2 separate regions of the Homo sapiens genome follow, and region 1 is linked to region 2. Evidence: chromatin loops called from intact Hi-C (ENCODE). Cell type or tissue: Caco-2. All regions are shown on one strand. Links, peaks and the distances in the headings refer to the core of each region. The heading gives the core; the rest is flanking DNA. Region 1 holds the start of LOC107986293 (a long non-coding RNA gene). Region 2 overlaps FRAS1 (Fraser extracellular matrix complex subunit 1).

Evidence for each region. Peaks named below come from ENCODE experiments on the same cell type or tissue, not always from the same donor. Only the 100,000 strongest peaks of a DNase experiment are listed, where the experiment ranks them.
Region 1: it touches region 2 in a loop (6-fold over the local background); 4 of 110 quality-filtered maps call a loop at or near these places.

The regions. Positions count from the first base shown.
Region 1 is chr4:78,060,510-78,076,121 of GRCh38, forward strand. It overlaps FRAS1 (Fraser extracellular matrix complex subunit 1), which reads left to right. Exons shown (of 74, transcript NM_025074.7): 2 at 5,476-5,507. LOC107986293 (a long non-coding RNA gene) reads left to right here and starts at 7,397. Exons shown (of 2, transcript XR_001741746.1): 1 at 7,397-8,180; 2 at 9,953-13,383. In Caco-2, for the core only: no CTCF peak of the experiment used is centred there; no DNase peak of the experiment used is centred there.
Region 2 is chr4:78,142,212-78,157,823 of GRCh38, forward strand. All of the region lies in intron 2 of FRAS1 (Fraser extracellular matrix complex subunit 1), which reads left to right. Among named protein-coding and RNA genes, the nearest start is that of FRAS1, 93 kb to the left of the region's middle. In Caco-2, for the core only: no CTCF peak of the experiment used is centred there; no DNase peak of the experiment used is centred there.

The DNA of each region.
Region 1 (15,612 bases), core at 1,188-9,187, 84 kb before region 2:
TTATTGAGGGGTTAGGATGGCTCCTATTAATTCTGATATCTTCAGTTCAGCTCCTAGTATACACTAAGTGCTCAAAAAATTGGTCAGATGAACAGTATTGCCAAATTATATTATTTTGAATTAAGCTTAACTGGTGGACTGGCCTCTGATTAGCTCACTAACCTTGAATGAACCATCTAACCTCTTTGCGCTATAGTTCTGTCATTTACTAAATGAGGTACATTACGTGATAGCTCTAAGATACTTTGGCTAATCATCAAACATAGAAGAAAAAGAGATCAGTATTTGCTGCATTATTAGTGGTCAATTGCAATTTTCTGGTTCTAAATTTTATTATTTTTATTATTTTTTTTTTGAGGCACAGTCTTGCTCTATCACCCAGGCTAGAGTGCAGTGGTGCAATCTCAGCTCATTGCTGCCTCTGCCCCCTGGCCTCAAGCGATTCTCATGTCTCACCCTCCTGAGTAGCTGGGATTACAGATGTGCGCCACCATGCCCAGCCAATTTTCACATTTTTAGTAGAGACAGAGTTTCACCATGTTGGCCAGGCTGGTCTTGAACTGCTGACCTCAAGTGAACTGCCTGCCTTGGCCTTTTAAAGTGCTAGGATTACAGGTGTGAGCCACTGTGCCTGGCCTCTAAATTTTATCAAAAGAAATATCAAAAGAAAAATAAATTTTTACAAGCAAATTATTGGCAGTGTTATTTTATATGGCCTTATATTGCTAAACTGGTAAAGTATTAATGCTATGACTTGAGAACTTAATAAAATCAAGAAGTCACAAAGAAGCTTCTAACATGGCTGCTTTCTGAATCACAGAAACTCTACCATGGCTTTTTCTGGAGAAATATCTTGAGTTCTGTTGACATATGGAAGTCCTGTGAAGTTACAGTAGATAAGACAGTTGCCTTGGGATAGGGAAACATCATTGAATTGGAGGTTAAGAGAATTGAGCTTTAGTCTGTGTCCCATCACTCTCCATGTGATTTTAGCCATTCCCACAAACGCTGAATCCCGGGTTTTTCCTATAAATGCTATTTAACAGGTTACATTGAAGAGGCTCATTTGATAGACAATATGTTTTATTTATGGGTGAGTTAGGGTAGTTGCACTCTGGGCTGCAGAGTTGTTTCACTGAGAGACTCTATGCTTGAAACTCAATAACTCAATGTTGGGAAGAGAAGAACTTGGCTGGAAAAAAGTAACCTAATTCTTTTATTCTGCAAGCCTTTATTGAGAGGTTCTGTGTCAGGTTATGTCCAGTAGGTGGGTACAGACATCAAAACCAAAGCCAAAAAAACCTCCTGCGCTCAAGGAGTTTGCATATCTAGAAATCATTAATGTCAGTTGAATAGCAGTAGGGATATGGGAACATTTGGTCCTTGGTGGGTTTCTCAGTATGGAAACGTTAGATGATGGTTGTAACTTTGCATCCTTTGGCTTTTGTAATTACCTGGCAATGGAAATAAAGAGGTGTTGTTGTGGACTCTTATTTTCATCAATTATATTTCCATTGCCCTCTGAAGATTGGATTCTGGGCATTACTCTCCTTATATAGTGTACATCCTTTAGTAAGGACCCAGCCATCCGTATTCACTGTTATGGACTTGGGTGGCAATGTCACCCAACTGTACTCACACAAGTAGTCATAAAATATTCTTTAACACATGGCTCAGAGTAGGGGAGGGGACTACCACATGTCAAAGTTGGAGCCTCATGCCAAATCTTACCGTAGTTCCAAAACAGTTGGCCCACTTTCATTTTAACTACTCTATTAATTGATCTAAATCCTAGTTGACAATAATCAGGACATGAGCTGTCCTGTCAGTTCAGAAAATGATTCTATTTTAAGTATTCCACAGTGCACACAGCCATATGCTGAATTATAACACAACATAAAGCCTGAACATTTAAATGCCAACTTGTGGCTGCTTGTTCCTAATGAGTCATGTTCTTGTGGTACCATGCTCTCCAAATCTTTTTGTATCTTAATGGTTGTATCTGCCACTATTTCTTTGAACTAATGGGTCTGACATTTTGTGGTGCTTGGATTTAACTTCTCTAATTTACTCAGTTTACCAACGGTTTCAGAATATATGCAAATTATATCTCAAAATTTCTCCAAAAATACTAGATTTTATACAGTCATCTCATAAAGGCGTATATTATAATGTGCAAAAGGGATTAAAAACAGACATTTACTTGTTTAAATTTTATGCAGTAACGTTTTTTCTGTGTGACCTGCAAGAAATGAGCCAGCCACACAGTAAAAGAGCAGCTCAGGTCTCAGGATCTGGGCTTCCTTCTTGACACTATAAAATTACTTCACCCTGCAAAACTTTATGCTCTTTCTCACAGGTTGTGAGGTGTTAGAACTTAAATTACCTGGCATCTCAGCTGCATTCTGTGCCTTGAAATTGGCATTGTTCATAGTTAGAGAACTACTCCTGTTGTCTCCGGTTTTTCCTCAGTTTTCCTTTGAGGGAGGCTCATTTCTTCTTCTAGATCAGCACTCTCTCACAGAATTCACCTTGAGCTGGAATTTTCTTTAAAGTTCCCTGCCATAAATATAAACGTCAAATAGACCTGCAATCATTCTTGTACTCCTGAAGAAAAAAAAATAATGAGTCGAGAGATGAATTTTGTTTTCCATATTATGTGAACTGACGGATTAGTGAAAAGACCTCCACTCTGGCTTTCAACCAGAAGCTACACCCAGTACCCATGTCAACAAACCCCTCAACTTCATCTGCTGGTGGGTGTGTGAGAGAAATATGCTTCCTTTGGATGCTGCATCTGGTATTGGGTGATGATAAATGTTTGATAGAACTGGGCATCACACTGGAATGCTTTTTTTCTCAAGAGAGTAGAAATGAGGTTTTGGAAGCTGTGTTAATGGAGGCTCATTCATGCAGCTGCCTTCCAGGTAGAACTGTTCTGTTTTAGGAAAGCTCTCAGAGGGCAAAGCTTATTTCTTTTGGAATTGTACAATACAAAGCAACCCAAATTGAATTAATTCCTTTTCCTAATGATATAATTTTTCAGCAGCTCTACACCATTTTGGCTTGAGTCTCCAGCAGATGCATGGCTTGCCCAGGTATAGATGTGGTGCCACACTCAGTGCTACTTTATTTTTTTCATACTGCAGTGAGTTTATCATGGCTATCTAAACTTCCAAAAATAGGTTTTGATATGGGTACTCAGATACTTCTTAAGGTGCTTGATTTCCTTTGGAGCTTTGAAAAGAAATTGACTTTGGAAGGTAATGCTGTGGAGAGCAATAAAATTATTTGAGGATAGTCTTATTTTAAAGATTAAATTTTGTTTGTGTTTTTTCTAAAAGTTAAGTTTTGTTTAATCTAAAGTTTAAATTTTGTTAAATTGTACCTAAGTGATGATGATCTTTATTCTAAATTTTCTAAACACCAGAAATAATTAAATATGTCCATATAAGTAATTTAGAAAGTGAATTGTGTTCATATGTATTTATTTGAGATATATAGAATTATTTTAGTACACACATCACACACATACATATGTACACATATATATATTTCCTTTCTTATAACATACCATAGACTGAACTACTAAGTCTTGGAACAAGATTTCTTAAGGAAAAAGTAGTCAATTAAGAAGAATTTTCCTTCAAGGTTTTATCTCAAGTTATTCTTATTAGAACTTAAAGAATAATAATAAAAATAAATAAATAAATAAAATAAAAAAATAGGGAGTGTCTATAAAATCATTCATTTATAGACACTCCCTATTCCTTTCTTTCATATGTATAGAAATAAATTCCTTTTTTCATATGTACAGAAATTTTAATAAATATTAATGCCATGGCTAGAAACTATTTTAAAGTAAAATAATAAGTTTGTGTAAAATATAAACTCAAAAATGACATATTTATATTAATTATCCTATGTCTGCAGAGGAAGAAATACAAACCATTAAAAGTTGGAAATGTCATTAGGAGAAAGGCACAAGGGTGTCATAAATTTATAATTTTTGCTTATACATATGCCTTGTACTTAGCTAATGTGATGCCTTCATATTCTGGGTGAATTATATTAAAACACCAATAAAATTGTTGTATACCAAGAAAAAAAAAAAGAATATCAGGGACATAAAAATTATTTCAATAAATTTGCCCACAGAGATCTTTGATTCAAACCTAAGTGTAAATAGTCATCTCAGTTTTTTTAAAGATTGTTCTTAATTCCATTACTGGAGGAGAAGGTAGACCAATTCTTTCCTGAGAAGTTAATATTATTGGGACTTCATAAATGATCCATTAGAGGTAAGCACTGTGGTAAAATAATGTCCTTCTCTCTTTAGAAACCAACTGTGTGGAGCATTGTTAAGATATGCTTCACCTTGGTGTGTATATACTGTTCAAATGTGTTTTGCAGACTCAGTTTCTGAGAGAGTAGGTGACAGCACACTGCCCATCTCTTTCTAAGTTAAATCAAGACCTGTTGTGCAGCTCAAAAATTGGTTGGGAATGTGTCTATATTTTTTTTAAGTTAAGATTTCAGTTTTATAGTGTATATATATATATATATATATATATACATACACACACACACACTAAATACTACATATGCTATTTATACTATATATTATATATATACTATATATAGTATATAGTGGGTATATATGTATATATATGTGTATATATGTGTATATACTATATATGTACTATATATGGTATATAGTATATAGTGGGTATACATGTGTATATATATGTATATACTATATATGTAATAGTATATATGTAATGGTATATATAGTGTATATATTCTCTCTATATGTAGTACACACACACATATATATAATGTAGTGGGGTAAATACAACATTTCAACATCCTTAGAAAGGAAATACACAAGAATAAATTCACAAATGGAGGATGTAGGCACAAAATGCTAGGAGCTCAGAGGAGCATAATCTGGTGGGCAGAAGTTTCACAAAGGAGATGGGATCAAGTTCAAAGAGCTTGACTAGACAAAGTACATCTCCTGTAGAAAATGAAAATGAGCAAAGGCATTGAGACATGTAAATATATTACAGGATTCTAAGTTGGCCTCTTGGGTTGGACTGGAGGCTTAGTGTAAGCAAACAGTGGCAGGGAAGCCTGGATAAGTAAATGGGACTGGATTATGGAGGCTTTGCTGACTTATCACCAAGAAAAATATTTACTGTATTTATAGCATGTCGTTATAAACACATTTATCTTAAAATTCAAGTCATAAGTTTTAATGATGCTTTTCCTCATGTGTGTCCAAGGAATGTTGTTTTGGTGTATGGGGTTATTTCCCCAGGGGAAGAATGCTGAAGCTTTTAAGATTTTGGAAGAAGCTCATTTTCCTGGTTATGATGCATATAGATGCAGTTTTAGCAGCAAGCTTGCTGGGGCAGTGCCTATTGGTTTATTATGCATCCCTTTTAATTCTTGTTTTGTTTTTCCCCACAGGTGCTTGTGTCTATCAGGATTCCTTGTTGGCGGTAGGTCATTCTTTACATACTTGGTTTCTGTCATTTGAATGTAAAATGCTTGATTGAAGTTCCTGAGTGAGTGAGTTGACCCTATCATTGTAGAATATGTTTATTTTTCTTCAACGTTTGACAATTAGCCCTCATTCGGGCACAATGATGCTCAATTATTTAATACCTTTTCCAGAGTGAATTAGTTCTATTCAGATACTCAGGTATTGGAAGAGAAATTCAAACACTCAACACACGATTTACATTCTGTGGCTGTTCTTTGTGTTCTTTTAATCAGAGAGAAAATTAGATCCCATCCTTTTGTCAGATACAAACTGAAACACAATTTTTTAACTTCTGGTTGCATTTGCTTCCCACTTTGAACCCTTCTCCAAAAAAAGTATGATTATTAAATTAAGTAGAATAGGAAGGATTTCTGTTGTTACTTTGAATTATAAACTTAAGTTTTGGTGAACAGCAAAGAAATTAACATTTATTTCTGAACTCTTGCCATATAGGGTAAAATTGATTTTGAATTTAATGTCAGAATGACTTGGGGGAAAGGCTGATGTAAGTCTCATGCATTTCTTTTCATTACTAATGCACTATGGTGCATAACAGTGTGTTAAAGCCTTATTGAAAAGACTGTCTACACTCCATCAACTCTAATAAATGGTGTGACAAATCATTCTTCACCATGTTTTTATTTTGGTTTAATAAATGCTATAATAAAACTGAACTGAGATGGTTGGAAAGAATTTGCTCATTTACATCACAACCTGCTATTGACATGTGTGATATTGATAAGTCATCCTGGATTATCCTTGTGGTATTGAAATAGCTGAGGAATATCTGAAGTATCTTAGAGTCTAGATAACTGTAGATATTCACCATAATATCCTTGAATCTGCACTTTATATACTGTAGTTACTGCTGGAGAAGTTTATTTTTTAAATATTTTTCTATCAAAAATTAGGAAAAAGCCATTTTTATTGTATTTGTCATTCCATATCCTGCCCTGTTTATTCTTTAATATATTTTAGGAATCATTTGCTCTAAAATATATTATCACTTTTGGGGAGCTACAGTAGATATTTAGACAAGTCAGTTATCCGTGCTAATAAAAGAGAATTATTTATTGTGTAGAGTACTTCATAACTTTTCCATATATTTTCATAAGTATTCATATGTCTGATACTTATAATAGACCAATGAAATAGGCAGGCCATGTATCATTCCATACTCTTTCCCCTTTTAATGGAAAAGATGAGAGAGAGAGATGAAGAGATTTGCTAGAGGTAATTCACCATTAGTGGTGGACCAGAACAAGACATCCTGTCTTCTTCTGTTGTTCTGCCTATATGTGAAAAAAAGTGGCTAGACCATCTTCTATATTTAACTTTGCTATGTGTTATTGTACATTTGAATATGAAAGGATCAAGTAATTGGAGAGGTCAGTTTGATCAAGTTAAAAGGAGAAACAGCCCAGCCAACTTGAATTTATTGGATGACCTTGCTTCCCTCTGTACCATGCCCTAGCTGATCCCAGGGCTCATGGCTGCTCAAGATTAGTGGGCTGCACCCTCCCACACCAGCACGCTCCTCATTCTTCCAGGTGACTTCTTTGCTTACCAAGGCTCTGCTACATTTGTTTCTTTTTCTTTTTTTTTCTTTCTTTTATTATTATTATTATTATTATTATTATTATTATTATTATTTGTAAGATAGGGTCTCGCTCTGTCACCCAGGCTGGAGTGCAGGGATCTTGGCTCACTGCAACCTCTGCCTCTAGGGTTCAAGTGATTCTCCTGCTTCAGCCTCCCAAGTAGATGGGACTACAGCTGCACACCACCACACCCAGCCAATTTTTTTTTTTTTTTGTATTTTTAGTAGAGACGGGGTTTTGGCATGTTGGCCAGGCTGGTCTTGAATTCCTGATCTCAAAGTGCTGGGATTACAGGCATAAGCCACTGAGCCTGGCCTGCTACATTTGTTTCTGAACCTCTTCAAGCCTGAGATACTTGTTATTGTAGTTATGCAATTCAGTCTGAGAGACAATATATTTATTACAATAATAAAATTATTAAACAAATATTTATTGAATGACAATTAGAGACCTGCTATTCTATGCACTGGAATGCATCTGTGAACAAACAGATGAAAATGCCTGCCTTCATAGAGCTTGAATTCTAATAAGTAAAATATATAGAATGTCAGATAGGTGGGCTATGGGGAAAAATATTGTGGAGGTGGAACGGATAGAAAAGGCTCAATAGGGGATGAAGGTGGCTACTTTAGATAGGGTGATAGGGAAGGCTTCACTGAGAAGGTGACATTTGATCAAAGACATACTGAAAGAGGTAATTATAAGGAGCTAGCCTGGTGGATACCCAAGGGGAGAGAATTCCAGAGATAGGGAGCAGAAATGTAAAGTCTGAAGCAAGAGCTCCTATGGGCATTTGAGGCAGTGCATGGAGGATGGCAAGAGATAGGTCAGGGAGGATGGCAGGGGTCAGAGCATGGTGAGCCTTGTGCAGACTTTAGCTTGTCCTTTCAGGAAGGTGGATGAGCCATTGGAGGTGCCAGAGAGGAGGAATGGCAACACTGGACTTATCATCTAATTAAACTGCTGAAATGAGAGTGTGCTTGTTTCCAGGGAAACTATATTAAATACTTTAAAAAGACTCCATAGGGGTGAGTCACTAAAAAATTTCTGTCAAATTAAGTGTAGGAAAAACAGCTGTACAAGATTGAGAAAATATTTCAAAATCTAGAGAGATTCTGCATTCGGGTTTATTTGTAACCACTTTAAGTTCTCTTTCCATTTTAAGGACAATGAAACTGGAAATGGTAGATGATGCATTGTGGACTTGGTTTATTATCTACATCATTCACTGCTGCTCTCTCTCCACATGCCCTAGCGTTAAAGAAAAGCATTGTGTCTACATCAGTGAAATTGGAGAGTGAATGTATGTTCATGTATTTTGAATTGAAGGGTTCAAGAACATTACTATATGATTCTAGGATTCTCTGATTATACAACTTTTTGGGTGACAAAGGCTTCTAGTGTAAGAGGCGTCATTTTCAAGAGCTGGCTCTGAGAATAGTGATTGGTGTCCCTGTTCCAAACTTTGTAATTTTACCCACATGCTCACTGTTTTAGAGGTAGAAGTGACTTGAGAAATCTCTTAGTCCAGACTGTCCATTTTATGGATGAGGAAACTGGGGCAGGGATGTTAAATTCTTTAGGTTTGTTCATCTCCCAGGTGAGTAACCAGAAGTAGGTTATTCTGGTTGAAAATGGCAAAGCCTCAGCTTCACCCAGAGTTCATAAAGCATATCAAGCAAATGAGAGCATGGATTTAGGCACTTGCTGCTAGTATTACGCTAACTCTCAGCCTGTCTTGTGAGGATTCCTCTCACTGATTCCTTTCAATCTCTTCACTCATTGCTTAGGAAGCTGCCAGATACAGTGGAACAGTCATGGCCCTGGCGGTCAGACACACCTGGTTTTGACCCTTCCTCTTCTGTTACAAACCAGCTCTGTGACATAGGGCAAGTTACATCATCTCTGGAACCTCTTATTGCCCCGATGTGAAATGAGGACAAAGAAAGCCTCTCCTGAGGGTTGTTGCAAAGACGATAATATGGGAAAGACACCCAGGTGCAATGCATGGCATGTGCTTTTCTGCCATAACACAATTTCTCCTTAGCAACCAAGAAGAACAAGAGGAAGGGCCAGTTGTTAAGCACCTACTATATATTTAATACTCAACAAACCCAGGAAATAGTTTTTTTTTTTTTTTTAACTTACTTTACAGATAAGGAAGTTGAGGCTCAGGAAGTAGTCAATTGTCCAAAGTTACATAGTAAGTCCTAGTGGAAAAGAGAGTTCAAACCTGGTTCTTATTCTTAAGTCATTTGATCAAGCATTCTATTTCTCACAACCAAGTCAGTCCACTTGTTGTCTCTGAACACAACTAGCTTACTTCACCACCTTCGGTCCCATATGCCCACCCCCTCCCTGCCGCAACTGCCATGCAGTTGTCTCTGCCAGTCTCTGTCCCTGACCTCCTGCTAAAGCCAGCTGTCCCTGGCTAACCCCTTCCCATTTAACTGAGGCTGTCCTGCACTGGCGTGCACCAGATTCACTATGTGATGCAAAACATGTTTAGACAGGCATGTCATCTTAAAAACATACAATGTACAGTGTATTATGTACTATATATGTTTATATATGTGTATATATGTATATAAGTGTATATATATATATATATATACCTCCCCCCACTTTGTATTGTGTTGTGTTTCCCCAATTTTTGACAGCTGTTTGGACTTGCAGTGACATCCTGGGTGATTAAGTCCCAAGCATGTGTAGCCATCTCTAAATTATGGACTGATTTCAGCTCTCTCCCTTCTCTTTTCTTTAACAATCTTCTGTAACTTTCTCTTCTTTTTATTCCTAGAGTAAGAAATGACCAGAAGGGACTAAAAATAACTTGAAAAACACTGAATAATCTATTTTGGGGTGTGTTTCTTACTCCATAATACCCATGCACCCCTGGGCTCACAAGACTTTCTCTAAAGTCAGCCCTTGTGGAACACAGCGTGACTGTTAAATCAGGAATCCATCAGAGGGAAACTACCTAGGTAATAGGTTTAACTGTGATGTCCAGTGTGAGGAGGAAAATTAATTTTTCATTTCAAAGTTTTCACACACCTTCTGTTCTTTTCCAACTATATCAAGTATTGAAAAAACTCTCCTTTTGCATCACCACAAGCAAACACATATCCTTTTGAAAGTTCTTCCTGGGATCAATGACTTGACTCTTCACTTCAATTTTTCTGTCTGTGAAATGGAGATGAACTATTTACTTCTCAGGACTGTTGTGAAGCTTAAAGGAGATGAACATGAAGCAACTCGTCCAGTGCTGTGACTTACAGTGCTCAATAAAGGTTGGCTGCTATTATTGTTGTTCTATAGCAGTGACGACTGGCAAGGTTGGATAAATGACTCTTCTTCCCTGGATCAAAAGTGTTAAGTGTTGGGATTTTCCTACTTGGGATACTTTTGCTGAGAAATGCTGACAAAGTGAATCACAAGGCACTAACTCTTAGCAAATTTGAAAGAATATTTTTCAAGGATAATTTAAAAATGTGGAATGTTGACTATATATAACACTGCAGGAAAATCCAGGCTTTGGAGTTTGAATCTTGGCACCACTACATACATGCTGTGTGGTCTCAGATATAATACTTTATACAGCCAGGTGTCACTTTCATTATCTACTTAATTGGGATTATATTTCTCCTAGGTTTGATGTGACAGTTAACTGAGAACATACTTGTGAAAGAACCCAGAACTGTCCCTGCAAGGAACACGTACTCACATCATTCAGGTGGTAACAAGATGTCGGAGTAGAAATGAGTGAGTTATAGAGTCCAGGGTCTTGGTTCAGGTTCTGGCCCTGTAATTACTAGCTGTATAGCTTGGAGTAAGTCACTTGAATGAAATGAGGTCTCAGTTTCTAAATTAGTAAATTAAGAGAGTTAGGTTAGCTTTTCTCCAAGATTCCTTAGCCCAGTATCGTGTAGTAGAGCTTTCTGTGATGATGGGAATGTTCCATAGCTGTGCTGTCCAGTGTGGTAGCTACGAGCCACATGTGGTTATTGAGTACTTGAAGTGTGGCTGACGATACTGAGGAACTGAATTTTAAATTTCACTTAATGTCAATGAATTAAAGTTTAAATTTGAGTAGCCACATATAGATAGTGGCTACTATATTGGACAGTGCAACATTAGAGTTTTAAAATTCTTAACGTACTCTAGTACTTAAAATACAGCCTCATGAATGGTTCTCACCCTGGGTGGAAGCTTACTGGAGTACTTTTAGCAGTTGTGAGAAAAGTAATACAAAGTTTGTTATAGTACCTAAGTTTGCTGTTTTTGTTTGTTTATATAATTTGAACAGTTTTGAAGTCAACACAGTTACAACACTACTCTCTCCATATTGCTAAATATGTTTTCTTTTTTGTTGTCGTGGTTTTTTTTTTAAACCAAGCAATTGTTATGGATCAATGCTTTCTTGAATAAAAGAAAAGGAGTAAAATTACAGTTAATTGTACATATTCCATTAAAAATTTTATAAATTTTTTAACTCATGGGAGTGTTATCCATCATTTATATTAGAGCAGAAAAAGATTTGAGAACTTCTGGTCTAATCTGTAGACCTTGTATATTAGGGCTAAGGAGGTTTAAGGGAGACCATTAGAGCTCTTCAATGTTAGAGTCTTTTTAAAAATTGGTGTGCTATAGTGTTACTTTTTAAAACTTGAAACAGTTAACACACAAGAGATAGCCCTGTAGAAATGAAAATGTCTCAGAACTGCTTTGTCCTTGTATTCATCAACGTGCTCAAGAGATTTTGTGGAGAAGAGAAATGAAAATTTGGAAGCTTTCCCTATTCAGTGTTTGAAATCACCACAAACAATTAGTGAATGGTGGCTAGTGGCTGCTGTTGAAACATCTTGAACTTCTCCAGCAGTGGGGAGAATACTTGGTGTCCTGAGGATGCACTCAGCGGGGAAGCAATACAATCAGCCATTCCTTAATTTCCCTAAAGGTATTGGGTAATTTCTTAATACCCTTGTATTGAATATTGTAGGATATCACCATTTTAAGTTATAGTTTAGCAAAAATTCATCATTTTTTATGCCTCTGGTCTTTATTTTAAAATACGGAGTAATATGCTTTTAAATGGGGGATGCCACTCTTTATTAAAATGTACTTATTTTGTGATAAAAACTTATTTTTTTTGCAACACATCCTTACTGTGCTAGGTGTTGTCATAAATTTAGCAAGGTAATGAGCTCCTTTAACTAGAGATATTCAAGTTGAGACTAGACAAACAGAATCGGGATGAGTTAGCAGTGGCAGGCTTTTCTGATTTGGGTTCTCACCTGTGGATAGAAGGTTAGAGCTGTGTGTTTCCGCCTAAGGAAAGAAGCCCTTACAGAAGGTGAAAAAAATCTCCTGGCACTAGAGTGTGCAGTGAAGGGTTTCTCCCCATTTAGTTCCTCAAAGGGAGTAACTTTGTACCTTTAAGTGTCAGGTAGTGAGAATTGGGCTCTAGCTGTCTCTGAGAATTTTTTTGTCCTTGCTGGGTTTTTATAAATTGTCCATCATAATTAGATGTGCTGGTTTCCTATTTGGGAATTTATATGTTCTTAGAATAATTGTATGAGAGGAATAATACAAGAGATTTTGTACTTTTATTGATGAATAATCCATATGCATTTTTATTCTTATTCATATTTGTGTGGTAGGAACAGATGTTTTAAGTTAACAAACACATTTCTTATGCTTTGTTTTGAATTTAGAAGATGCAGTTGAGCTTGGAAGCCATATTAATTTGCTCAAACTATGTTACGTTTTATCATATATCTCAATTTTCTGGTCACACCATACACTTCCCTCACTTTTTCTTAAGTTTGTGACATTTTCACACCAAATTGTCTTACAACTTGATATTTTTATTTATTCTATTTCTCTGTTTATAACTACAAAGTACATACATATGTTTATTTTCTATGTGATACATTTATATATGCATGTGTATATATGTATAAATCCCCATAATAGAACTGTCACTAATTTATGACACCTTATGGTATTATCATGTTATAGTTTAGTTACTTTTAGAAGTTCTCTGCTTACCAAGGGAAAGATAATATATAAATATCAAATGACAATTGAGTTAAGCCAGCTTATGTTTTTCTGAAATTTCAGTTACAAATGTCTGAAGAAAAGTTGACTTTGAAAATTTTATGTGGATGACATTTTGTTTCTGTGACACTTAAACATAAAATTGGCACAAAATAAAATTTTAAAAAATAACTGAGCAGTTTTATGTAAAAGAGGCATATAGCTTCTGGTGTCCCAGCTAAGTTCTTTTAGCAATGATTTCTTAGGTTCCCAGAGTTTATAAGCTAAATGAAAGGAAGAAGGAGAGGGACAAGCTTTCACAGGAAGAAATGGTTTATTGTTAGTACCCAGGAGGCTCTTGAGTTTGGGTCGTGACCTGTGAGTTCTTTTCTGACAGCTCCCAAGATTGGATATTTATTAAATTTATGTCATTTCTTTCCTCCAAAGGGAAATTGAATGGGTGGGGGTGGGATCAGGGAGGGGAGGGTGTCTGCATTAGAGAGCAGATTTCATTGCTCTTTGTACCTTCCATTCTTGAAATGGTTCAGTAATAGTGAGCAGGAGGGAATTATTAACAGAAATAGACACTCATTCTTTGGTGTTCTTACTGTATTGAGTTTCCCTATAATCTAGAATAAACTTGATCTAAGAGATGAGAATTCAGGAACAGAAGAAATATGAAATTATTGGCTAAAAAGAAGCCTTTCCCTCTTATATTTGCTGTAGATATGTGTAGTAGTAGTGATCCAACTGGATTCCAAAGACATTTATTGATCAAATTCTGTGTTAGACCCTGTGATTGGATCTATGGAGAATACCAAGATTAATAAGATATTAGTTGGAACCCAGGAACACCCTGCTTAGCCAGTAGTCCCTTTTTCCCTTTTCTGTGTTGGCAGAGTCCTGATTTTGTTGCAGTTTCCCACCCTTTCCTAGTTGTGAGCGAATCAGGAAATTTATATCCCTTTGCCAGGGATTGGTTTAGGACTGAGTGTGACTTGTGGCCAATGAGATATGTGTGGAACTGCTAATATTGTTGGGTGTTTGAAAGGACCCCATAAATAGCACCTTCCTTCCCTCAGTTCTGAACAAGTTGAGAAATAAAACAAAGAATAAATACAGAAGTCAAAATATCATCCTTTTATCTTTTAACCGATAAGCTAAGTTGGAGGATATAGCTTCAGTTCTCTTAGCCAATGGGGTTGCTGGTTCTGACCTCAGAATTGGGAAGAGTTAGGCATTCACAGACAGAGCCTTGCTGAGGCAGCTTTCCCATGCAGAAGGGCTGATAAGGCAAGAACTCCGGTTTCGTATGCTCTTGGTTGACAGGCTTGCTCCCTGGAAGAGGAAAGAAGACAGAACTGAGTTAAACATGCCTAGCTGCTCTTTTAAATTTACCAGTTAGATAAATCATGCCACCATCCTGGGGATAAGAAAGGCCTGGAGTTATGTGTTGATATCCCTGCACCTCAAGGGTGGGAAACAAGAATTCTCCATTAATAGAAGATTTTGAAGCTTAGTCTTTAAGCTTTGGGACATGAAAACATGATCTCTGGAGGTGCTGCAACCATTAGAATACCTAGCTGACACACAGAAGTTGATAGGGGAGAAAGATGGGAGACTTTGATTCCTTGAGGAGTTGGTTATTTGATCTGCTGACTTAACCAGCACAGGAACTGACCTTCCTGGGGAATTATTGTATGAGCTCAAAAGTTCCCTCATTGTTTAAGCCAATATAAATTGAATTTTATGTTACCGCAGCCAGCAGCAGTCGACCCAATACCCTATAATCAGATATTGAACTCAGTACAAAGCAGTTTGGGATAAGTGTCAGTAGGTAGAAGGGCAGCACCATGGTGAAGTGGCAGAGCTCCAGATTCTTGGATTTAAGTCTGAGCTCTTCACTACTGTGTGACTCTGGGCAAGTTACTTACCTTGTCTTTAAAATAGAGATAATAGTTGTGCCTATATTACAGAGCTGCTGCAAAGATAAATGAGTAACATGTGAAAGTACTTGGAATATAGTAAATAGATGCTCGCAATTGAGAATACTCTTATTCCAGAGGAAATCGTTTTTGATCTTGGCCTTGAAATATGGGCCAGTTTAGAATTGGGAGAGATGAGAGAAAGGCTCTTAGGATATAGGATCAGTATAAGTAAACGCATAAGTGGCAAAGGGAGTCCAGTTTGAAGCGAGAGAAGTGATGTAACACTGAGAAGGGATTTTAAAACTCCAGATCACATAGGGCCTGGAATAAGGCATTTGAATTACATTCTGTAGGCAGTGGGGATGCTTTGAAATGGAAATCATTTGCTCTTGGATTCAGAGTCTGTCAGTACAAACTGATTAGTATATTGTTGGAGATGAGATATCGGAGCACCATCCTCTGTTGTGTTCCTTCTCCTTTTTTTCATCCATGT
Region 2 (15,612 bases), core at 3,668-11,667:
CATCCTATGAGTAAGAGTGAGCAGGAAATAGACTAGCCCCATAAAGACTGAAGCTGAGCTATCAGTTAGGTCAATCCAGTTGGATTAAGATAGTTTGGAATTACTGGTGCCCTTCAGCTACCTGCCAGAAGCAAAATTTTTCCTCTCTGGAGGAAAATAGCATCATCCAGAGCCTCTAATTATCTCTGATACCTTTTCATTTAAAATATTCTGTACTCAAGCAGAAATAACTAGGCATATGAGTAGACAAGATGTAACTGAAAACCAAAAGAAGAAATAGGTGATACAAAAAGATCCGTCAGGGTTGCAGATAATGAACGGAGTTATCAGATATAGTCTTTAAAATAACTATGATTAATATGTTCAAGCTCTCAGATGGAGGCTCAGAGATACAGGAAAGGACGAAGAGCAATAAAAAGTGTAAATATGTAGGTAAAGTTAAATGATTGTTGGCTATCCAAAAATAATTCAAAATATATGCAACATTAAAATACACAACAAAAATAGTTCATAATTTGGGAGGGGGTTAAATGGAGGAAAAGTGTTCTATGTTCCATGCATTGTCTAAGAAGTAGTAAAAATATGAATTTAGATTGGATTTATATTAGTCAAAGATGCATGTTTTAATGGCTGGAGTAATAACTAAAAGAATAGTTAAGGAATGTGCAACTAACAAGCAAATAGAGGGGGAAAATAGAATAATAAAAATTAGTGATAAATCCAAAATAAGACAAGAAGGAGAGAAAAAGAAACAAGTATAAAGCAAACAGTAACATAGAAGATTTAAACTTGAATACATATTTAATTCCATTACATATAAAATAGTCAAGCTTCCTTTCAAAAGACAAAGTTTATCAGATTGGAAAAACAAACAAAACCTAACTATATGGTGCTTAAAAGAAACATATATTAAAAATAAGTATTCAGAAATGATGAAAATAAAAGGTTGGCAAATGAAATACCATGCAAACACTAATCAGAAGAAAGCCAATATAGCTATGATATCTTAAGGCAAGAAGAATTATTAAGAGTGGTATTTCATAATAATGTAAGAGTCAATCCACTAAGAAGATGTACTACTTTTAAATATGTATATACCTAATAACATGGCTTTAAAATATATAAAGCAAAAAGTAACAGAACTACAAGGAGAAATAGACAAACACAATTACAAGGTGGATTTTAATGTATATTTCTCGGTTATTTATAGATAAGTAGACAATCAGAGGATATAGAAAATTTGGACAAATTAATCAACTTGATCTCATTGATGTATAGTTCATAAAATAGTGCATTTGACAACTGCAAAACACACATTTCTTTCAAGTGCATGTTGTACTGTTGCCAAAAATGAATGTATGTCAGGCATAAAGCAACTTTTAATTTCCAAAGATTTAACTCTAGCTAGGTTCAGTAGCTGAAGCCTGTGGTCCCAGCACTTTGGGAGGCCAAGGCTGGCAGATCACTTGAGCTCAGGAGTTAGAGACCATCCTGGGCAACATGATGAGACCCTGTCTCTACTAAAAATAATAAAAAAAAAAAAATAGCTAAGTATGATGTTGCGGGCCTGTGGTCCCAGCTACTTGGGAGGCTGAGGTGGGAGGATTGCTTGAGCCCAGGGGACAAAGGTTGAAGTGACTCAAGATAGCGCCACTGCACTCCAGCCTGGGTGATACAGTGAGACCCTGTCTCAAAAAAAAAAAAAAAAAAAAGTTGAAGTCTAGGAAGTACACCTCTGAGCACTGAGAAATTAAGCTAGAAATCAATCACAAAAAATACTTAAAAAATTTCCAAATATTTTAGAAAAAAATAAGTATTTTTCTTAATCATCAAAAAGGAAATCACAAGAGAAACATTTTGAGCAGAGTGATAAAAATACTATAAACTGCAGCTAAAGCATTGACTAGAGGGACATTTATAACTTTAAAATATACATATAAATAAAAAATAAAGACAAAAAAACTCAAGAAGAAAAAAAGAATGATAAATGCAACTCAGAGAAAAATGAAGGAAGAAAATAATATAGGAATATATATTGATTGAATAAAAACATAATACAGAGCATCAATGTCAAAAGTTAATGTTTTGGAAACATTCAGTTGATTAAATTCTGATGAGACTCTGTTATGTGACTTTGGAGAATTACTGTTTGGACCAAAAAACATATTTCAAGGTCAACATTGCTGTTAAACCATCATCTTTTCTTTTCCTGCCTTCTCATTTTTCTTATTTTAAAATAAGTGTGTGTGTGTGTGTGTGTGTGTGTTTTGTTTGTATTAATTTTAATGTATTTAAAAAGATACAAGTACTTTTGTAGCTCCTGTATTTGTTTACATTTTTTATTGTAAAGTGATATACATTTATTGAAGAAAATATAAATATGCAAAAAGAAGAAAATAAGATTTGCTTGAAAAAATTAAATCCCAGATAACAATTGTTATTGTTCTATGTTTTTGAGCCTCTTTCTTTGCTTATAGATTCACTTATATGTACAAAAACTTGATCAGTGTGTATTCTGTTCAGTAATTTTTGTTCACTTAACACTACGAATATTTTTCCTTGTCATTGAATATCTTTCTATAGAATTATTTTAACAACCACATAGTATTTTGTTGTATGCATGTTCCTAAATTTATTCCAGTGTACCAGTTACCAAGTGGATATTTAGTGTTTTTGTGACTTTTTTGCAATTATAAATAGTGCTATAACAAACATTCTTATAACCAAATTTTTGTGTAAATCACTGATTTATTTTCTTAGGATAAATACCTGGAAATGAAATTGCTGGAAGGAAACAATATTCATTTCTAATGCTTCCTATATTATTTTTAAATTTCCCTTTAGAAAGATTGTGCCAACTTATAATCTCATCATCAACAACAGTGTATGAGAGTGTTCATTTCCAATACTTCCTCCAACATTAGGTGTAATCTTTTAAAATAAGCTTCATCTAAATCATCTTAACCTGTTCTGAAAGCGCTGAGTCAGTTTACAACAGGGTACTAATCAGGGCTTTCGAAGTGAGGACTTTGCAGTACGCCTTACTCTAGGTAGGCCACTCACAGAAGGGGCAGTGATTGGAGTAAGGGTGTTTATGTTCAGTGATTTCCACAGTTAATTTCTAAGATGTTTTCATAGTCAGGATATATGTATACATATACAAGCCAAGAGCGGTGGAAGCATGGTTGTTGTTTTTCACTACTTTTCTTCTTCATATTATTATTTTATCATGATTATTATTTTTATTTAATTTTAGTTTTTATGTTCACAAAGATACTTCAAAATTATTTATCTGAGAGAACAACTCTGAGGTGAGCTCATTGAAGGAAGGGTTAGAGAACCTAACTGAGCTATGAGAAGCTCGGAATGCACACTGTGGCTACATACACATAGCCTCAATGAGCTCAGCAAACACAATTTATAAAATACTTTCAAGTTTACAAAACTTTTAATTTTTTTCTTATTGAAAAAACTATATAAGAACTACATCAAGAGATTCTTAAAAAGTACTGATATGGTTTGGCTGTGTCCCCACTGAAATCTCGTCGTGAATTGTAATCTTTATAATTCCTACGTGTTGTGGGAAGCACCCAGTGGGAGGTCACTGAATCACGGGGGCGGTTTCCCCCATTCTGTTCTTGTGATAGTAAGTGAGTTCTCACGAGGTCTGATGATTTTATAAACATCTGGCTTTTCCCCTGCTGGTGCTCGTTCTCTTTCCCGCCGCCCTGAGAAGAGGTGCCTTCCGCCATAATTGTTAAGTTTCCTGAGGTCTCCCCAGCCATGCAGAACTGTGAGTCAGTTAAAACTCTTTTCTTTATAAATTACCCAGTCTCAGGTATTTCTTTATGGCAGCATGAGAATGGACTACTACAAGTACCCAGAACCCGAACATTGTAGCATACTGTTTTTTTAATTGCTATGTTCATCTTTTTAAATCAAAGGAATAATGTACAGAGTCTTAAATTTCAAATAGTAAAATAAGTCTTGTAGTGAAAAACAGCAGTCCCCTATACAAGTTCACCCACTCTCCAGAAGCAACTACTTTTAATACTTTTAGCTCTTCCTTTGGGAATTTTCTTCCACATTGCAAAATAACATGCTTACTTATACTGCTATTTCTTGATCTTTTTAGTTACAGATATATATTGATTTTCATAGATGGCATAGTCCTTGTATAAACTGTATGCACATACCCCATGCATCTTTTTTGTCTCTTCCTTTATATTCCATAACACCTTCCTGCCTCCTCTTCCTATCCTCCCAAGATTACTTTTTAGAGCTTTTTATTATAGAAAATTATACCCCAAAACATAGCGAGAATAGTACAGTGAACTCCAGTGTGTCCATTCTCTAGCTTCAACAATGATTTCAGTTATGGTCAAACTTATTTCGTCTATGTCCACTACCTTCCCATCCCTCACATTTCCCTATACTAGATATTTTGAAGCAAATTCCACATATCTTATCATTTCCTCTAAAAATATTTCAGTAAGCAAATGCTCCCAATATAGTTATATCACAGTTTTCTGTTAAATGAGTTTTTAGTGTTGACCTTATTATGGCCACATAAATATTGATCATAGATGTATCACATTGTACATTATAATTTCATTGATTTCTTGTATCACTTTTAGGTTTTTTTTGTGAATTGATAATTACATGTTTTTTGTTTGTTTAGTTTTCTATGTGTTTTCATAATTTATTCCTAAACACCCTGACAAGACTCTAATGTTGACCCCAGACTTTAATGTTGACTTCAGTATGATTAAAAACATTAGGTAATCTGTCAGCTTCATATTTTTTTGCCCCCAGTAGACATCTACACAGCAGTTATCCAAAACCCTGCCCCTTTCCTGGATGTTTTATAGGCTAATGACACAGCTGTTGCCCTGTCTTATATTATGTGTTCTCCTGTATTAAATTCCCAGAGTCTGGAATCTTTTGTTTTCATCTTTTTTTGTTTACTCCCTAATTTTAGTGGAGCCATATTCTCTACTTGCCTTCTGAATAAAGGTGCAATGAGTTTACACTCTCTCAGATTCCCACTTCAAAGAAAGAAAGGTATGATGCATTGACAAAGCAATTTTGCATGTACAGGGAATGAACAGTTACGGAGCTGAGTTCCTGATAGGGAGGTCATCTTCCCTAATGAAATCACATAGGCTTCAGAATCAGTTAAACTTGGCTTTAATTCTAGCTTTGCTGTTAGTAGTTTTTGAGGGGAAGCCATGTATCCTCTCTGAGTCTCAGTTTTCCCATCTATAAAATAGGTATAATTATAGCACTTATCACATATTGGTTTAAATGTAGTGACACACGTAAAAGGCCTTAGCTTTAGACCTGCCTCTGAAGAAGGGACCAATTAAGGGCAAGTGGAAGCCTGTAAGGAGAGTGGAGACTGTCCAACAAGGAAATGAGTTCATCCTTCAGTTCTGCACTTTCTAGCTATGTTTTCTTATGTTTAAAACTAGGACATTATGTCTGTCCTATTGAGTTGTTGCAAGGATTGTGTGGAATGGGATAATGTGAGCGAGCAACTCTTGTCACTAGATGTGTTTTAGATAAACATTATTATGAAGATGTTAGGGATCCCCTGGGGACTAGATTGCAGGGTGAGAGTGTGTCCAAGAAAGGCTGAGCATTAGTTGGAACATTTGTGCTCAGTAACCTGATTATTGTGATGCTTTCTGGGTTGTGAGTTTCTGGAAAACTTAAATCAAATTGCTTATTATGAGAATTTTTCTGACATGTGGAGGTAGTTCAATCTGGAAGTGACCTTGGAAATAATTAAAAATTAAAAGCAGCTTTGTTGTCTGGAATAGTATGTGAAGAAAATGTCACTTGTTCACTCCAAATCTCAAGGTCTTCCCTTCTACAAAACATGAGAACAGCTTCTAGAAATGAGGAGTTATTTGGGATTGTTGATTTTTTTTTTAGAGGAGTAGAGAAATGACTAATTTTTTCATTGGTGAGTAATATGCTACAAAGACTCGTAGAATCATATACTTTTGGACCTGGAAAGTAGCTTAAGGACCATCTGATTAAAATTTTAAGTTTTATTGATGAAGAAATTAAGCTCAAGAAAGGCTGTTACTTGTCCAAGATCACAGAAGTATTAACTATTGAAGCTTGAGAAAACAGCCAGTTCTCTGCTCAAATTTCAGCTGAAACTACATTGTATAATAAAATAACTCAACATAACATTACAACAGAATAGTTTAAACTCTTTCTAGTCAGTGGCAACTTAGGGTAGGGAAGATCCAAAGGGATTTTTAAACAAGTTTGTTGAAATTATGTAAGAAAATTAACTTCATCAGTGAATTGAGATTTAGTAAGCGTTCTTGAGCTTCTAAATTAACACTTCAATTTTTATATGCTACAGTGCTATTAATTATGTATCTGATCTTAATTACTTATGTCAAAATATATCTAAAGCACCAAGTTCCCCATGTTTTAAGAATTTGGGTGATCATTGCTTCTTATTGTGGACCAGAGTCATTGATATTCAATAACCTGATCAACTTCTCAAGGTCTTTTGGTAGGTACCACTTTTAAGTGGATCCATCCTGCTTTTCTCAGTAGCGTTTATTATTGTGAATTATAGTGACTGTGAATATACAAGGTTTCTGAAAGTACTGTGAAGTTGCAGAGAGGCATACACCAGCAGAATCCATGTGACTTTTGTCTTATCAAGTGAAAATGAGGCAATTTCCTGATTGGCAGCAGAAGGACCCCAAGAAATAGTATTTTTTTAAAAAACTTTTGGACAAAGAGTGTAATTCATAGTCTTTCTTTGGGGAGAGCTATTTCAATATTGCTGTTTCTTTATGTGCTGAATAAAGCAACAGACTTGGAACTCTATTGCCCTTTTTTTTGTATTTTGGCTTTCCCCACAATCCCTTTAGGAGATAGTCACTGGTAATAGCATGATCCTGGAAATGGCAGAGCTGGGGCTGTACCCACAGAGTGAAAGGCCCACAGTGAGTGCCATGTTTTGGTTACTAGACCCAGGGCCTGAGCATTCTTGGCAGTGAATGTGCAGTGGGCTTAATATCTGACTTTTGTGTGTGTATTTATTGGTTTCTTCTCTATGTTAAGTTGTATTTGCTGAGGACTTGGCTTTTCTCAATCCTCTGGTTGTATTATAAAAATTATTATAAGGCCAATACATACTCATAGTAAAAAATTCCAGTGGAACAAAAAGTTATACAGTGCACTGTAGACTGTCCCACCAGCACCAGTCTCATTCTTCACAGGAAACACCACCTATTGATTCTTGAGTCTCCCTCTAGACATTTTCCATGTGAACACATCCATATATGTATACATGCATATATTTTTTTCTTGAATGGGAGTATAGTATGTGTATATTTTAGCCTTTTCACTTGCTAATCTATTTTGGAGATCTTTTTGCATCACTATATACAATTAACTCATTCCTTTAAACGGCTAAGTGGGATTCCATCTTAGGAATATTCCATTCTTCATTGATTTTCTCATATACTTTCCTCTCTTTCTCAGACAGCATTCCTCAAGACAGGCATTTAGTCAATCTCACACTTCAGCTGATGTTGCCTGGAGGAGGCTCAGTTTTGCCCTGGGAAAGCAGGCTGGTGAGAGCCTGGGAATGCAGTTGCCTGTCATCATCTGCACGATCTGCACCTCCCTTCAACCTCTTGGCTGTGAGGGGTGATATGTGTTTTTGTGTTCACCAAAGCCAGAGCTGCAGTGGTGGCTCCAAGAGGCAGTGGAGCGTGGACAAGTGAGTGGGAGGTTGGGTACATCAGTGGCGAATCCTTAGATTGGACATAATGAAGCAGAAAATCAAGATACTGCACTGTCAGAATTTTCAAGGTCAATAATGCTGCTCGTTCTCTTTTTACGTCAAGTTAGCACAGGAGGTGATTCCAGCAGCTTTGCCTGTTTTCTCAGGCAGGAGGAAGGCCCCAGAGCTTGTAAAGCCCATCTCAGGAAGAGCCTGCAGACTCCCAAAGGAAATTGAAATGTCAGTTTTAGCCTGCTTTTAAGCAAGAGTGCTAAATTTTGGACAAGATAAGTAGTTTTCAAACTTCTTTTAGAAGGGGAACCTATTTTTCCAATGAAATCTCTTACTATTCCCTGTATATAAAGGAGATAAAAGTGGAGCTTTTTGGTCCGCTTTTGGTCTTTACCCAACAATTCTAATCACTTGGCATCTTCTCGGAACACAGATTGGAAAACAACAGTCTAGACAGCATATCTTTTCAACAGTGATGTTAAGATGTTATCTTTTTTTGTCTTTAAATAGAATTTAGACATTATGAAGGGTTTCTCCTTGGCATATAATTTCAAAGCGGAAATACATTCCATTTGTCCTGTTTAAAAGGGCCTGCTTTTACTTTACTAAATCAAAGGGCAGCCTGTTAGTTGAAGATAGGACGGATCACTTTGGTTAACTTTTAGCTACAGAAGGAAAAGTTAATAGTATCCAGACTGGGGGAAACTAGCTTGTAAAGACAGCAAGTCTTTATACAAATTCCAAAGCCTGTGAGATTGATTGCTTTTAGTGTTTGCTACAGCCGAATGATTAACTAGAACCCTGACACTGAACCCGTATAAGAAATGATTTATGCTCTGAGTGCAGAAAGATGTTTGCATGTAATCATTGGATTTCTTATTGAGGTCTTTTAAACATTGTTGATCTTGGGGACACCCTCTGCTTACAGAATTTTTATTTCATTTTGCATTTTATTGTCTTATGCCAGAGGCCAAGGCCAACCTTATAATATTTATTAAGTTTGGTCGGTCAGGACTTTCTAGGGGATTCCACTGAGTCTGTGGAAGAGAAGAATGCTTCAAGCTGTCTAAAGTGAAGATTGCTCTGAAATTTTTCACCACCACTAATGAGATAGTTGGTTTTATGATTAATCAGTTTTTCTAACTAAAGATATACCGTGCTCACAAACACTGAATTATACTGTATTTATTTGGGATTTTAAAAATGAAATGTATGTTGGTCAAAGCTGGAGCCAACTTTCATGGAGCTTTTTTTTTACACCTCAGTTATACCTTAAAGTTTTATTGTGGATGAAAAGCTCCCATTTCCCCAAGTTGAGATAGGATACTTTGTTCCAAAATGTTTATTAAGCATCTACCATGTGCCAGTCATGGTTCTTGGTCATTGAGATATTGATAGTAAACAGAGCAGACACAATTCCTGCCCTCAGTGGACCCTCTGTCTCATCATTAGTAGTTAGTTGTTAAACAATCTGGTGAAAAGTCACTTGCCCCACTATCCACAAAATATGTTGTCTGAGGGAGGCAGTATGTTTCAGGGTAATGAAACCCATCATTTTGGTAGGGAATTTCATTTTCTGTGCGTTCAAGTTAAGGCTAATGGAAGTCGAAGATCATGGTCTTGCCCTGAGTATAAGATAGTAACACACAAGTTCTCAGAATGTGCTATTATCTACTTGCAGGTGGAAAAGTAAGACATTTTCTTAAATATACAAGTTCCTCTAGGTGTAATGCAGACTTACAAAAGAAAAAGCATTCGGTTGCAATTCTCTCATAATAGAGAATGTCAAGAGATCGGAAGAGTAGCTGATGAGGAGATGCTTTCCTTGGCTCCCTGGAGCTGTGGATTTCTAGAGCCTTCATCTTTCTTATCTTTCTATTATAACCAGCAGAGTGCTAAGGCCTAACAGCTGACCTGAGTAGTCAAGAATTCTTACTCTTCCTTGGGGAGATATTTTAATTTTTAAGGCAGTGCGTGCCTTTGCTTTCTTTTGCAATAATCGTATTAGTCTGTAGATGGAAGGAATCAGACTTGGTCAACTACTGTTCTGAACCAGGACTGATTCTAAGTGACAGCTCAGATGCTAAGTCAGTATTTGCCTGGTTCTATTCTGTGTCATGTCGTGCTATAATTTGTCATATTATTATGCTGTATTTTAGGAAAATAAATGTCAGTGTTGCCATTAAGAAAGGTTGACATCTGTGAATAAATTTGAATTGGTGTCTTTCCTTGTGGATTCATGTATTTGGAGTGCTATCTTCTGTGTGGTTTTTAGAAAGGCAGGGTGTGTCTTAAGGCACTTTTCCTGCCCTGTTTACAGGAAAGATTGAGGTGCAGGTAGGAGACTGAGTGGCTTAAGGCAGCCAAACATATGGGGGTCAGGTTGAATTTCTCACCAGCATGCCTTTGTTTAGGGCCACTGTCTGCTTATTCTGGGCTCTCAAAGAGACTAATGTACTTGCTGATTTTAAATCGGTACAGGCTTTAATTCAGACCTAATTGCTGCATCAAGTTGTGTACATGTATTTCCTCCCCAACTAGAGGCAAACATTTTCAATTCAAGAAAAGACTCTTCTTTTGCACTGTTTTGTGTGTTCTTCATTTCATGTAGGCTGCTTTTTTTTTTTTTTTTTTTTTTTGTGGTATGTAATGCGATATTTGCTGATTGATTGAGAATGGCCCAGAGCTAATAACTTGTAGATCATGACAGATTCAGTTTTGGAGAATTCATTGACTGATTCCCCAGACACTTGTTGAGGTCTCACTGTGTGCTGAAGCACCAGTGGGAATAAATAATTTGCTCCTTTGGTTGGATCTAAATCTGTCTGTCAGCAGTAATGTATTGCATATGATATGATTATAAATTGATAAGCATTTCCCTGGAAAATCGGTCTCATTACCTGCAGTCATGTTCCATCAGCCCTCGTCCTACTCAGTTTACTGCCTAAATGTAGCACAGAGCTCTCCCTTTTTTCCTATCCTCAGCGACCTGGCCTGAGCTTGAGCTTTTATGATTGTTTGCCTGGATTGTTGCTGTAGTGTAACAGCTCTCTTTATATCAATTTGTGTTCCTGTCCCACCCATACCCATTTTCTAGGCTCTTCCACACTGATGCTGCAATGATCTTCCTAACTTAAAGACTTATCTTATCCCTAGAGGATTTTGTCCATGGCATACAAGACTTTTTGATAGCCTTCCAGCCTTCATTCCCCCCACCCCTCACCCTCTGCCTACTTTGTGTCTGGGAGTGTCCAGCATCAATATCTACCAGACTATGAGCTCTATGAGGACAGGATCCATTCATACATGTACCTCTTTGAAATTCTGGGATCCAGAATGGGGCCGGGAATATGGTGGGGTGGTAAAAACTTCTGTGGAATTGAATTGAAATTTGTACACCTTCTGAAACTAACAAGATTTTAGCTTGTTAACAAACCAGATTATACCTCCTTCTGTCTAAACACTAAATTCTTATTTGATGGATTCAGCATTGTTTGTCGAAGCACCCTGTGAAATGGAAAATAGACGGCTCTTTCCTCTGACTGCTCAACAAACCTCCAGAAGTATATTTAGAACATTTAGCACTTGAGGAGTGTTAAAGACTGTCTGTATATTTCATAAGGCTGTCCTCCTCCTCATCTGATATGAGGAGGTGGTATTAATTTCTAAAAATAGTAGAAAGGCAGAGTAAAGCAATCCAAGAGAGTCTCCTACACTGTGTTCTTCAAAGTATCTTTTGCCTTTTGGCTATCTTGAGAACAGGAAACGAAATAATTTAGCAGATTTTTCAGTGTTTCTTGAATCTGCTTTACATTTTCATAATTCTTCCCTTGTCATATTCTGTGAATCTTTTCATGTTCTTTATAACATTGATTTTAGCATTTATCCAGTGATGTTTAACCAAAGTGGATGGATTCAGTCTTATTTCAAGATGTCTCTTGCCCAACTAGATAAAATTCTTTACTCTACAATTTTTTTCAGAGTCTTTTGTTCAGCAGAATTTTTTTTCTGTCGAAAATTTTTGTTCAGCAGAAATTTTTATTTCTAACAAAATTTGGATTGCAGATTATTCGGTATGATTTGCTATCTTTACAGCCACTTGTAATTTATAGTTTTTTTTTTCTTTTTGCTATTTCATGAGGCTAAGAGACTGCATGCAGATGAGAAGCTAATATATGGCATGTTCTTTATATTCAGAAATAACCCTACTCACTATCGGGGTTGGTGTCTTGAGTTGTGTTTCATGGACACACACAGGTAATTTGTTACCTACAGTCTCTGTTGATCTCATTCTCTTGGAACTAATGGTGCACACTTTGGAGGTAATTGTATTGCCTCTGTGTAGAAAATAGGACATTGAGGTTTAATGGATTTAAGTAACTTGCTCAGGATAACCTTGGTCTATTTGTTTAAAACCCATTTAAAATATTTTTACCATGGAATTTTGTTCTTAAAAGGAAAAATAACATTTTAAGGAACTGTCATATACCCACCACCCACCTTTTAAAGCTATTAATGTTTGCATGTTTTAAGGCCCAGTCTTCATCACTGTACTCTCTTTACACCTAACAGGTTCTAAAGAAACTCAGTTGACACTGGGGAGGTCAGAAAGTGTTACGTTTCTTTTTAGGCTCGCTTTAATTGGATTCATGTAACCATTTAAAATCATTCTTATTGTGATTATTTTTAAAACCCACAAAACTAAGAAAATCCATTTTTAATCCCTTGAGGGAAAAAATGCAAAAATAAGCAAACTGGAAATCTTAGCAGTTGGGTAGTTAAAAACAAACAAAGCAGAATTATCCAAGAGTTAGTATGCGCAGTTCCATGTACTAAAAGTGGGAGATGAAGTATACCCAGTTCTTGACAATCTAGCAGCAGATAATTGATTTTGTCTCTGGACCTTCTCCACTCTGTGGTCTCCTGCACTTCCTTCTACCATTTTCCTGGCCCAGTGAGGAATAGAGGCAGTGGAGTAGCATGAATGACTCCATGTGACAGTCTCCTTTAATGATTGATATTATTTTTGAGTCAGGCATAGGATTGCTTTTGGTTATTCACACCACTTCTCTATTATCTTCACACAGATAATAAAACATTGATTCAGATAGCTGCTTTAAACTATAAAATTCTAGGCCCATGGCTTGGCCATGTTTGTAGTCCTAGCACCTAGGACAGGGCCTGACTTCCAGTGGGTTTTCGGTCATGTTTGTTGGCTGGAACAGAACCACCCTAAGATGATATGTTATTGGTTAAGAGCCTACAAGTGGACTGCTTAATTTTTAAGCTGGGTTAATATGATCTAAACAATATTTTTTTTGGCATGCATGTAATGTAAGAAAAAAGATTGTTATTATTTTGAAAACAAACTGAAAACTGAAAACCATTAAACAGATGTAGTTTTGCTCCAGACACATTGCCAAAAATAATGTAAATAGTGTAAATTGTGCTGAAATGGGAAGGAAAGGAAACAAAATCTAAAGGGAGAGAAACATTACAGCTAGAAAGCAAAGTTATTTTTTAGAACTATTATTTCTGTTGTGACCTTTTCTTCAAGTTAACTGATAATACACAGTGAGTTGCTTTTTCTAATACAGAAACCCGTGGCATTCTAGGAGCTTATTTATAACCCCCTGCGAGGAGCAGGCAGTAAGGAAGAAAGCTTCATTATGCATTTTAAACACTGTGCTTCGTGTGGTCAGATGAAATGTTATTCTGCTTGCACTGTGGTATCTTTTACGTCTGAGCAAACATACCTGGCTTACTTTCCCCAACTTCCCCCTCTCTTTTTTCTCTGTTCAGGAAATCAATTTGGTTGAATTTCTTGTGTAGGGTGAAATCCATGGACTCGTACAGAGTTGGTGAGTGGGCCATCAATGGGATCTCTGTTAGCTCATTTTTCATCAGGGAGATACATTTCTTTCCCAAAGCTGTGATCTAGGAGAGTTGCCAAGCAGCTAGAGTTAAAAAAAATACACAAAAACCGCAAACAACATAATTCTTTCATGTGGCATTCTCTCCTTTGTGCTCATCATGCTTGATGATCGCTGACCAGTTCTAAAATAGAGTCCATGGGTTCAAGCCTTTGGCTGTTTCTGGGCTCTTAGACACTTAGTCTCACAGCTTGATCCCAAATAATTGTCCACTGACAGTATTCAAAGGGCGGAGGTGCAAGACTCTCTTTTTGTAAGGTGGGACTAAATTGGAAAACTATTGAAATTCATGAAAGATTTCTCAGGTTTACTTTTGTGAGCTTAGCACATGTAGAACATTTACAAAGCTTTAATGTCCATATCTGAACATGTGTGCTCTTTTAATCGAAAGTCCTCATTTTTTTTTTTTTTTAGATCTCTGCCTATCTCTTTGACAGGATCTATAGTGGTGGCTTAAAACCTAAATGTGGTCTTTCTTTTTTGCTTTCCAGATCTTTGGCAGGGCTAGTATGAAACAATCCAATTAACACAACTTGATTTCATCTGCTTTATTTTGTGATTATCTCTTGGTGGCCAGAGCCAGCCCTCTGGACCAGAGGAAACAATGATGCCCACCTGGTCAATGGAGGTTATTTTAGTTGTGAGTACTCGAATTTGTCTTGTGTGTAAGATTCCTTAAAGAAGCTGTTGTTTTTCTGTGACCTAAATAAGATACTGTTCCCAGGTAACTTTGGGTCTAAAAAATGACCTCTTTCTTGGGGCCTTTCAGATGACTGAATTGAATGATTCTAAGTGTTACGCAATTAGCAAAAGATGTCTAACAATCACTTTGGGGATCCGGAACAAGTGTGGTCCCAGTTCAACTGTGTTCCTGTCAGAATACCTCTGTGGTGACTCTCTCCTACTACGTCAGTTCCAGAAGCGGGGGATGGAAGACCCCTGTTGTGGCCAGCAGTGCTGTTCCATGTCCTTTCCAGTGCACTGTCTCCTCTGCTGCTCAGGGTCAGGATGCCCACACACTCCTGCGCCCAGCTTCTGAGTCTCAGTCTCCCCTTCTAGGTCGCCTTTGCAGCTTCACTCTTTGTTTGCTCTGTGGAAGTTTCTCGTTTAAGCTCTGTTGAGTGAAAAGAGTGATCACAACCCCATTGGCATTTTGTTTTCTGTTTCTGCGTTAATTCACCTAGGACAATGGCCTCCAGCTGCATCCATACTGCTGCAAATGACATGATTTCACTCTTTTTTATGGCTGTGTAGTTCCATGGTATATACATATATCACATTTTCTTTACCCAGTTCACCATTGATGGGCACCTGGGTTTATCCCATGTCCTTGCTATTGTGAATAGTGCTGTGATGAACATGTACATGCATATGTCTTTTTGGTAAAATGATTTATTTTCCTTCGGGGGTATATGCAGTAATGGGATTGCTGGGTCAAGTGGTAGTTTTATTTTTAGTTCTTTAGAAATTTCCAAATGCTTTCCATAGGGACTGAGCTAATTTACTTTTCCACCAACAGTGTATAAGTGTTCCCTTTGTATGCATTCTCACCAACATCTATTTTTTGACTTTTTAGTAATAGCCATTCTGACTGGTGTGAGATGATATCTCATTTGGTTTTGGTTTACATTTTCCTGACAATTAGTGATACTAAGCATTTTTCATGTTTGTTGGCTGCTTGTATGTCTTCTTTTTAAGAAGTGACTGTTCATGTCATTTGCCCACTTTTTAATTTGGTTGTTTTTTGCTTGTTGAATTATTTAAGTTACTTATAGATTCTGAGTGTTTGCCCTTTGTAGGATGTATAGTTTGCAAATATTTTCTCCCATTCTGCAGGTTGTCTGTTTAGTTTAATAGTTTCTTTTTTTGCTGTGCAGAAAGTCTTTAGTTTAATTAGGT